2 separate regions of the Homo sapiens genome follow, and region 1 is linked to region 2. A link is an interaction called in ENCODE POLR2A ChIA-PET data of the cell type or tissue named here. Cell type or tissue: K562. All regions are shown on one strand. Each heading gives the region's core, and the rest is flanking DNA. Links, peaks and the distances in the headings are about the cores only.

The links. ChIA-PET counts read pairs that join two places held together with the same protein. Peaks named below come from ENCODE experiments on the same cell type or tissue, not always from the same donor. Only the 100,000 strongest peaks of a DNase experiment are listed, where the experiment ranks them.
Region 1: POLR2A ChIA-PET joins it to region 2 with 5 read pairs; 19 of 35 experiments call an interaction of 5 or more read pairs at or near these places.

What each region holds. Positions count from the first base shown.
Region 1 is chr1:228,466,339-228,471,700 of GRCh38, forward strand. No RefSeq gene overlaps it. Among named protein-coding and RNA genes, the nearest start is that of MIR4666A, 6.9 kb to the left of the region's middle. RefSeq lists an enhancer at 4,513-5,023. In K562, for the core only: no CTCF peak of the experiment used is centred there; no DNase peak of the experiment used is centred there; H3K27me3 peaks cover 1,080 bases.
Region 2 is chr1:228,171,898-228,177,259 of GRCh38, forward strand. It overlaps IBA57 (iron-sulfur cluster assembly factor IBA57), which reads left to right. Exons shown (of 3, transcript NM_001010867.4): 2 at 2,795-3,132; 3 at 3,225-5,362. The coding sequence ends at 3,616. Among named protein-coding and RNA genes, the nearest start is that of IBA57, 8.8 kb to the left of the region's middle. In K562, for the core only: no CTCF peak of the experiment used is centred there; DNase peaks (open chromatin) are centred at 2,188 and 2,660; H3K4me3 peaks cover 568 bases.

The sequences.
Region 1 (5,362 bases), core at 264-5,263, 290 kb after region 2:
CAGTTTTAGGAAGAGCCCCGCTAAGTCAGTTTAACTAGAACCCCTGATTCTGAATATCTGATCGCCCTCTGTGCTATCTGATGGGGTTCCTCATCCTCCATCCCCAGGTGATATCTGATCACCCTGCCTGCCTCCAGCAAGAGCCATGTGAGGTTCGTTTACCCAGAATCCCCCTCACACCTGATGTCTTCTTCTTCTTCTTCTTCTTCTTCTTCTTCTTCTTCTTCTTCTTCTTCTTCTTCTTCTTCTTCTTCTTCTTCTTCTTCTTCTTCTTTTTGAGATGGAATCTTGCTCTGTTGCCCAGTAGCACAATCTCAGTTCACTGCAACGTCCACCTCCCGGGTTCAAATGATTTTCCTGCCTCAGCCTCCTGAGTAGCTGGGATTACAGGCATGCCTGACCATGCTAGGCTAAGTTTTGTATTTTTAGTGGAGACAGGGTTTTGCCATATTGGCCAGGCTGGTCTCAAACTGCTGACCTCAAGTGATCCACCCTCCTCAGCCTCCCAAAGTGTTAGGATTACAGGCATGAGCCACCGTACTTGGCCCTGATGTCTCCTCTTAATACTGTTCTATCCACTAATCTACCCTACTCCTGTCTATAAATTTCCACTTGTCAGTGCGGTACTCAGAATTGAGCCCAATCTCTCTACCCTGCTGCAGAATCCCACTGCAATGGTCCTAATCCTACTCCACCGTCCTGAATGAAGCCTTCCTCACCATGGTTTAACAAACGTTAATATATGTACATATATAGCACTGCTTGCCTTGGTCCTGCCAGCCCAGTGAGATGCTGGTCTTCCCACCAGGTTCTTACTAAGGCTTCCTGGCTTCCTACTGGTGTGGAAAGGTTTGAAACAAAACTTGGAGTGGGACAGGAGGTGGGCATTCTAAGGACTTTGGGTAAGAATATGTCTTTCAGGTACTAAGATTTAGGATTTGCTCTGCCCACCATATGGTGGCTGCTTGGTGGTGTCAGGAAATCAGTCCTGGTTCTCATGGGTGGTGATTGCTAGGGACTCAATGTCTGCGTTCCCTCCAAATTTCTAGGTTGAAAACCCCCATCCCCAGGGTGATGGTGTTAGAAGGTGGGGCCTTTGGGGGATGATTATGTCATGAGGGTGGAGTGGCATGGTAGGATTCATGCCCTTATAAGAAGAGACACAAGACAGCTTGCTTTTCTCTTTCTCTCTGCTGCAGGGCCCAAGGAAAAACTTTCCTATTGCCCTCTGAAGATTCACTAAAAATCAGCTGACAAAAGACAGATTAAAAGAGAAAAGGCATACACATTTATTTGATCATAGTTTAGTGTGACAAAAAAGCCTTCAGAATGAATACAGAAGAAGCTGTCTATTTTAATGCTTAGGTTCAACAAAATATGGACTGCTATGTAGAAATAGGATTGGGCATGATCTACTGCTAATACACTGAGTGGGGACATCCAGCAAGCCCTGTCTGTCTAGATTCTTCTTGGCCTCTCTGCGTGGCATTCCTTCCTCTTGGGTATGAGACAGGACCCTCTGTGGAATGGGAGTCTTATGACGTACAACCAGACAAGGTGGCCCAGAGAATTTATGGTCAGCATTTGCACAGAAAGGCAGGAGTTAGAGTAATATTTTTAGGATTTGTGTCTGGCTGTGGGGAAAAGGGGTTGCGGTTTTTATGACCTGCCTTGGGGAAGAGGTATTCTAGTTTCTATGGCCAGTCTGGGGGAGAATGGGACTGAGACAGGAAGGCAGGAGATCAGAGAAAGTTTTTTGCTTCAGAGGTCTTCATTTTAGGATATCGCTTTCTAGCACCATGTGAGGACACAGGGAGAAGATGGCTAGGTGCAAACCAGTAAGAATGACCTCACAAAACCCAACCCTGCTGACACCCTGATCTCAGACTACTAGCCTTGGATAATCAGCACTCTTTGGGGGAAAATAACGACACAAAATGTATGTGTTATGTAACTGTAATGTGCAGTTTGTATTAAATGTCTTTTGTGTGTGTGTGTGTGTGTGTGTGTGTTTTTTTTTTGAGACAGGGTCTTGCTCTGTTGCCCAGGCCAGAGTGCAGTGGTGTGATTCATAGCTCACTGCAGCCTCAAACTCCTGGGTTCAAGCAATCCTCCTATCTCAGCCTCCCAAGTAGCTGGGACTATAGGTACGTGCCACCATGCCTGGCTAATTTTTTTTTTTTTTGTAGAGACAGGGTTTTTCTATGTTTCCCACACAGGTCTCTTTTCCCCCAAAGACTTTGATAAATTTCTGTTGTTTAAGTCTCCCCTTCTGTAGCATTTTGTTAGAACAGCCTGAGCCAATTGAGACAGTGTCTCGGATCAAGACCAACATGATGTATTGGCAGACGGACACTATGGAGTAAACTTGAAGCTTTCCTCATGTGAAGAAAAGAAGGAAAAAAGAAGAGAGGGAAGGAAGGAAAAGAAAGAAAGAAGGAAGTAAAGAAAGAAGAGGGACAGTTGGGGAGACGGAGGGAGGGAAGGACAGGGAAAGAGAAAGAAAAAAGAAAAAGAAACAGTGGCCTCTAGCTTAGTGACCAGGTTTAGATGATTAAGAAAAATAATAAACACCTCCCCCCTGCCCCCCGCACTTCTTTAATCGTTCTAGAGTACAGTACTTGGGCTGGAAGCCAGTCCACAAATGTGTTGAATGAATAACTGAATGCATGAAATCAGTCCATCTTTACACCTTAGATTTTTGTGCAGCTCTAGATGATGTATGCTTCTCTACTAGGATGAGGGCTTCCTGCAGTGAGCGCTTTCCCCACCAGCCAAGAAGCCAGGTCCCTTTAAGTCTTACAAACAAGCATTTAATACAGGTGCAGCACGGTGGCTCAGGCCTGTAATCCTAGCACTTTGAGAGACCCAAGCAGGAGGATCCCTTGAGTCCAGGAGTTTAAGACCAGCCTAGCAAACATAGCGAGACCCCTGTCTCTATTTTTTTAAGCATTTAATAAAATTGCACGTTGCAATGGCAAATGCACATGCTCCATCCAGACCCCACCGGTAGAGTGGGATCTGTGTGAGGGACAGCACCCTACAGATACAGAGAGGACAGGCTTCCAGGCTTCTCAAGGACTAGAGGGAACCTTGTACGATTTAAAGCGGAGGAACTGGGAGTGGCTGAAATGACAGGGTGTGCTATGGAGTTCTGCAGGGAACATTGGGGCCTCCCGTAATGCTTGCAGGATTGCAAAGAAGGAAAAAAGGGTTTGGGCAGCCTTGCGCTTCTCAGGGCTTCCAGTTGACATCCTATGGACAAAGGCCCTCCTGCCACAGCCAAGGCGCGTTTCCATCAGGGGCGACTCCTGGGGCGCCTGAGAGCAACCTCCTCCCGGCGCGCCCCCACCCTGCTTAAAGGCACCGGGTTGCGCCGGGCCAGCACCTGGGAGCTCCCCAGCCCAGCGCTCGGAGCACGGGGGACAAAGGCCGGTGCCCCCGGGGACCTGATGCCCAAGAGGGCAGGCCCTCTGACCAAGTCGAGGAGGCACACCGGCTGATTCCCAGCGCCCACGTCCGCAGGAGCAGCTTTTGTGCTCATTTCCATTGCATTTCAGCACTTAGAAAAGAGCTGCAAATGCCAGCGACAGGTGGTGTGGATGCAGAAGCAAAGCAGGAGCATGAAAGCCAATCAGTGAAACAGAGGCAGGCCCGGGCGAGGGCACCAGCCTGGGAACCCGAGGCGTGCTCCCTGAGCAGCAGGTTTGGGGTAACCTGAACGGCGGCCTTTGGTGGCCCTGTCCACCCAGCGAAGCAGCTCCTGCCCTACAGTAGCTTTTGGCGAAAAGCTCTTCAAGGCCAGTGATCTCCCTTCCCCAAGCTAATATTATACCACAGATTTCTCTTCTTACGTACTGCAATTAAATATCTTACGGGCTGCTGACTGCGAAGCTGGTGGCTTCAAGCAGCATTTGGAGAAGATATGGAAACCGGCAACGTACCTATCACAAGACATAAGGGAATTTTATGTAATAAATAATAAATAATAAATATTTATTATTTAACCAGGAGAGGTGGTTTCCACCAGGGAAGGGAGAGCCGGGGAGTGTGCGGGGAGGGGTGCCCTACGGTGGGCTAGGAGGGGTGCAGGGGGAGTGCAGGAGGAGGTGGGCAAGTGGGGGATACCGGGGTGGGGCGGGTTGGGAGGGGAGGGGCTCTCAGATGGGAGACAAGAAGTATGCGGGGAGGAAGGGGGGTGGGGGAGGGTGGCGGGGAGGGGAGCAGGAGTTGGGGGAGGGGCTCCGGGGGATGGGTGGGGAGGGGAGCTGGACTGATCCCCGATTTACCCTGAGGAACACGCAAGCCGGCCTCCTCCACCCTGTAAACCCCGAAGCAGCCTCATCCCTGTGCCACACGGGGGTCGAGAAATCTTGGTGACATGCAAAGATTGGGGAGAAAACATTAAGGCGCAAACGTGCATGAAATACAACAAATTCCAAACTCAGAAATAAAACCGAGGGTCGCAGAGAGGCAGCGGAATGAAGGGTGGCTTTGGAAAGCTCGAGAAGGCGCATCAGCCAATTGGTTTGTGGTGTGAGGCGGGTGAGAATGAATTTAGAACCAACTGGATACTGCACCCCTCAGTATTGGGGCGTCACAGCACCGCGGCACCCCTGCACTGCGTACCCATCTTCCCCGGCACCCCTGCAGCCCCAGCATCCCAACACTCCTGCACTCTGGTGCCGGGGCTTCCCTCTATCCCTGGCACCCCTGTGAACTCAGCACCACACCATTTGACAACTCTGCTCCCGGCACCCCTGCACTTCTGCACTCGGGTACCACTGCACCCCTGCATTCATATCCTCTGCCCCCACACCCCTGTAACCCCAGCACCCCCAGCATCCCTGCAACTGGTGACCCTTATAATCCCAGCAGCACCCCATCTGACACCCTTGCGTCCGGCACCCCAGCACTGCGGTACCCCGGCATTCGTGAAGCAGAGCACCCTGGCGCCGCATGCCCTGAGCCTGGGCTGCCCCTTCGCGCAGGAACCCAAGACGGAACCCACTCGCGTTGCGCCCGAGGAGGTGCGAGGCTGGTCCGCCAGACCCGCCCAGCACGTCACCAACACACCTAAGGAAGCCGGCTCCGGTGCCGCCTCCGTGGGGCGCAGGCTGGAGATGAAGGTCCAGGTCTCTGGACTGCGCAGAAACGCTTTTCCCAGAACCGCCCAAGACATTAACTAGGTGAAGTGGGTTATTTTCCCGAGTGCATTTGACGCTTCTTTCCCAGGCCGGGATGGGAAAATGGGCTGGCCACCGGGTCCCTGTCCATCTGTGTCCTCCAAAGGAGGCTGGAGGATCACTTGGGGCCAGGAGTTCAAAACCAGCTTGGGTGACACGACATAGCGAGACCTCGT
Region 2 (5,362 bases), core at 180-5,179:
TCACCTGTGTTTTGGTCCATCTTTGTCTGCTGACCCCACTATAGATTTTAAAAATACAAATATGCATGCACGTGGTTAAAAACTCGCTGATGTCAGATGGCTGGGATGAAAGGACTGCCTGCTGCCTTTCCTCTTGTAGTGCTCGGACACCTCTGCAGGCGAAGCTCCTTGTTTTTTTTTTTTGTTGTTGTTGTTGTTGTTTTTTCACTTCTTATTTTGAAATAATTATAGATTCACAGGAAGTTGCAAAAAAAAAAACAAAACAAAACCCGTGGGAGAGATCGCACGGACCCCTCCCCAGTTCCCCTGATTGCACACACAGGGCATATCTGGGGTCTCTGGATTTGTGTGTCTTACTTTGTGCGTCTGTGCACGCATGTGTATAACTGCAGTTTTATCACGTGTGAATATCTGTGGCCATTCTCAGGCCCACGCGGCTTCCTGCTCCTGCCCCTGAATGGGCACCCCCAACACCCCAAAACCTGTTCTCAGCTGTAAAATCGTGTCATTTCAGGAGTGTCATAGATGGATGCATCGGCCTGTCACTTTTTAGCCTTACCCTTTTCCCTCACCATAGTGCCCTCAGATCCACCCACTTCTGTCCATCTCCAGCTCCCTGTTCTTGCTGAGAAGTCCCACATGGTGTAGTGGCACCTTGATTCTCCCTTTCTGGCTGTTACCAGTATAGCTGGCTGCTGTGAGCTTTCGCTGCAGGTTTTGTGTGAGCTGCAGTCTTCGTTTCTCAGTGATCCATGCCCGGAAGTGAGAGGGCCAGGTCGTGGAGTAGTTGCTTGTTTGGTGTTGTGAGGACCTGCACCCTGTCTTCCAGAGGGCCACCCGTTTTGCCTCCCCACCAGCAGCATGCCAGTGACCTGGTTTCTCCTCATGCTGGCCAGTGTTCAGGTTCACCACTGCATCTGTCTGGGCCACATCGCCTGTGTTTCCCTGGTGGCGTGGTGACCTTTCCGCGGCACACCTGCGGCTGCCCCTCTGTGCTGTCCTTGCTGTTCCTCCCGTCATCTTAGCCCACGTGTGTAAATGACATATGTTCCCCTCCCTTGTGGGTGTTGTTTTTGATGTCCTGTGACCGCTGTCCTGGAGTGTGGGCCAGATTCACTGGCTGTCACAGCTGGCTATGCCCACCCTCCCTGCGGCAGGGTCCTCAGTGAGACCTGTGCCTACTGGTTCTGGGTGATGAGCGTGAACGTTCTCCGTGGCTGCTGGCACGTGGGCATGACCACAGGGTAGAGTGAGACTGCAGAGATGAGGGCAGCAGGCCCCTGCTTGGCACCTGAAGCCCTGGGCAACTGGCAAGGACTGAGCCCTCTCCTGGCTGGAAGGGGCTGGGCCACCTGCTCTTGGGCTTGTCTCTGGAAGGCCCTCTGGGGGTCTTACTACCTCCCTGTCTCAGCTCCCACCAGCCTGTGAAGCCCTGTGCAGTCCATACCTGCAATCAACCCCAGCCATGGAGGTGGCTGTACCCCAGGTGTCTCCACTTAGTGCCCCCCCCCCCGACATGCCCCACGCTGCCCAGCCTCTCCTCTTCCCACCATCCGTCTGGTCAGGGGTCATTCTTGTGGTGCCTGCCCAAATCCTCTGAGGAGGGCTGCCTGGAGTGCAGGTCAGAATGGCTCTGGGGCCCCGATTGGGTTCTGAGACTTGGCTTGGGGAGGCAGGTGGTGGGCATGGGCAGAGTGGGCCTCAGGCATGCTGTACCTCCCTGACAACCTCCTGGGCTCCTTGCTCCTCCCTCCTGCCCACCTTAGGACCCTTGGGCTCCTCGATGGCTTCCCTGGGCTGGAACAGGCAGGTCTGGTTCTCAGTGGCTGTGCACACCGTTCCCCTGCGGGGCCCTGCCCATCCCTGCTCCCACATCCAGCGGACTGTTGTCATTTCTGCCCTAGGCTCTGGGACTACTCCGGATGATGCCCTCGGGCAGGCTATTGCAGTTCTGCCAGTCCCTGGGCAAACAGGGTCTGTCTGCGCTGGCCCCTGTGAGCTCGTCTTTGCCTGCTTAGACGAGAGCTCCGGAGGCTCAGCTGCGCACGGCTGTGGGCAGGGCTTTCCATGCGCTGGTCCAGGTGTACCCTGCCTGGCCTGCTGTGCGTTGTCTGCACGCACCCTCGCATTGCTGTGGGCGCGGCACTCTGCGCTGGTCTCCAAGGTGCCCGCATCTAGCTGTGATGCGCGCCTTGGGAGGTGCTGCCTGGTGTGGCTGTGGGCGTGGCTCGCTGTGGGCGTGGCTCGCTGTGGGCGTGGCTCGCTGTGGGCGTGGCTCGCTGTGGGCGTGGCTCGCTGTGGGCGTGGCTCGCTGTGGGCGTGGCTCGCTGTGGGCGTGGCTCGCTGTGGGCGTGGCTCGCTGTGGGCGTGGCTCGCTGTGGGCGTGGCTCGCTGTGGGCGTGGCTCGCTGTGGGCGTGGCTCGCTGTGGGCGTGGCTCGCTGTGGGCGTGGCTCGCTGTGGGCGTGGCTCGCTGTGGGCGTGGCTCGCTGTGGGCGTGGCTCGCTGTGGGCGTGGCTCGCTGTGGGCGTGGCTCGCTGTGGGCGTGGCTCGCTGTGGGCGTGGCTCGCTGTGGGCGTGGCTCGCTGTGGGCGTGGCTCGCTGTGGGCGTGGCTCCCTGCGTGTGGTGACCTGGGCGCTTGCCTTAAAGGCGCAGCCCCTTGTGGCTGAGGGCAGAGCTCTTTGCGTTGGTCCACGGTGTGCTCCTCTGCCCGGGTAAGGCGCGCTCCCTCATGCAGCCCTTTCTGGCCCACTCAGTTGGTGAGCTGCCATGCGCCCCTGCCTCTCTCCCTGCAGGCTCCAGGAACACTCGGAGGTGTCTGGCTTCCTTCTGGAGTGTGACAGCTCGGTGCAGGGCGCGCTGCAGAAGCACCTCGCGCTATACAGGATCCGGCGGAAGGTCACGGTGGAGCCGCACCCGGAGCTGCGAGTGTGGGCGGTGTTGCCCAGTTCCCCTGAGGCCTGCGGGGCTGCATCGCTGCAGGAGAGGGCAGGGGCTGCCGCCATCCTCATCCGCGACCCGCGAACAGCACGCATGGGGTGGCGGCTCCTCACCCAGGATGAAGGCCCAGCCCTGGTGCCCGGGGGCCGGCTCGGGGACTTGTGGGATTATCACCAGCACCGATACCTGCAAGGTATGGGTGGGGTGGGCACGCTGGGCTGGATTGCACGGGTGGAGCTGGACGATGTTCAATTCTCGCTGGTTTCCCCCCTCCAATCCCTGCAGGCGTTCCTGAGGGGGTCCGAGACTTGCCTCCTGGGGTGGCCCTGCCCCTGGAGTCCAACCTGGCCTTCATGAACGGCGTGAGCTTCACCAAAGGCTGCTACATTGGCCAGGAGCTGACGGCCCGCACCCACCACATGGGCGTCATCCGCAAGCGCCTCTTCCCTGTCCGGTTCTTGGACCCCCTTCCCACCAGTGGCATCACCCCTGGTGCCACGGTGCTGACTGCCTCAGGACAGACTGTGGGCAAGTTCAGGGCTGGCCAGGGCAACGTGGGGCTGGCCCTGCTGTGGTCAGAGAAGATCAAGGGTCCTCTGCACATCAGAGCCTCTGAGGGTGCCCAGGTGGCCTTAGCCGCATCTGTGCCAGACTGGTGGCCTACAGTCTCCAAGTAGTCCGAAGCCTTGGCTGGCGCAGGCTGATGGGGAGGCTGGGGCCTGGGGCCTTTGGCCTCTGTCCAGGGTCTTCCCGTCCCATCTGTCTGCTGCGCCTACTGGGTGGGAGCCCTGGTTTCCATCTGGGAAAGTCCCCCTTGTAGGTGCCCTGCCTGGCCCCACCCATGCTCAGGGGCCCCAGGCACGTGGGTTGTTTTCTCCCTGGACTTCCTGTGGCCCCAGAGGAGCCCACCGTGTGAGTGCTGGGCTCCAGATGGCGCCGGGTCCCAATCGTGGCTCCACACAGGGTTGTCTGGGAGGACGGGACGGTGTCTCTGGCCAGCACTGGCAGCTTCCGGGCCTTGTACCCCACTCTGCCTGGCATGAGCCTCATGGGGGGTTGGTCCCTGTGCCTGGAAGCGGGGTGGTGTCCAGGGTCTGCAGGCTGGGGCTCGGGCTTTGGGAGTTGTTTCACTGTGCTTGCTTCCAGCATGTCTCAGGGTGGGGCTATGCGTGGTCTAGAGGGGTCTGGGGCATTGGATCAGGTGGCATGTGGGTGTCTACACATCGAGAAGCACACAGGGATGAGCCACTAGGTATCCCATGCTGGAGGCTTGTGGAAGGCTGTGCCCATCTCCCATGTTTCCCCACCTCTGTTCCTCCTCAGAGCCCTCCAGGAGCGTGGGGTGGGGGCCAGCGCAGGGCTCAGGAGCCAGCAGGGCAGAGTTCTGCCTGTGTGTGCTGGGTTTTGGCATAGCCTGTGTTTGCAGTGAGAGTGACTTGCTGTCAGTCACGGGGCACAGCCTCCTGTTCACCCACTGGCTTCCCCCTTCCCACTGAAGTGTGAGCTCTATGTTTCAGGGCATCTATTAAAGAGTGAGCCACAGGCAGCCCCTTGGGAGCTCTGGTTTCATTTGGGGGAGAGGGAGGTGGGGGCTTAGTTTTTGTGATCTGGCTGACTGGACCCCGGGAACAGCGCTCCTTTGAGAACGCCCAGACCTACCAGATGAAGCACTTGGCATGGCTGCAGGCCAGCAGGGGAGGCCTCAGAGGCCCAGGCTGGGCACGTGGGTGCCGAGTCTGCAAAGGACAGCCCCATGGCTGTGAGCTGTCGGCTGCAGGGCGCAGGGCCTGGGGGGCAGGCGTTTGGGCCACCAAGCTGGACGTTAGGGTGGCCACAGAGGGCCAAGCAGGCAGGGAGCCTGTGCCGCCATCCTGGGGGGCCACAGGTGCTCTCTAGAAATCTGCAGCCATGGCGGTTTTGGGGTCAGGGGTCTAAAGGCAGCTCTGAGCTGCAGTGTAGTTTGTGATCACCCAGGAGGAGGGTGTAGAGCGGATGGACGGGAGGAAGCGGCTGCAGCTGGAGGGAAGAGAGGGGCCGTCCAGCCTCACCCGCTGCAGTCAGCTCTCCTATGGGCAAGGAAACAGCTAGGTGGCCCTGACCCCTGCGGTCCTGAGAGCCGGTGGCCTTCAGCCCCTCTTGGACAGGTCATGGTCTGGAAGCGCCCAGCGCAGGATGGATTCCAGACCAGCATCCCTGCAACCTTTTCAGCCCCACTGGCTGCTGCTTTAAACTGGCATGGAGACATTTGATCAGCTTCCCAGCCAGTTTTCTCTCCAGCTCAGCCAGGAGTGGGTGCCTGTGGCCTGTGTCACCAAGAGCTGGTGTCTCCTGCATGAGGGGCATGCACCCCTGGAATGAGGGTCTGTGCCTCGAGCTCAAAGTGTCCCGGCTCTGTCATCTGCCTGAAGTTGCCTGGCTTTTCC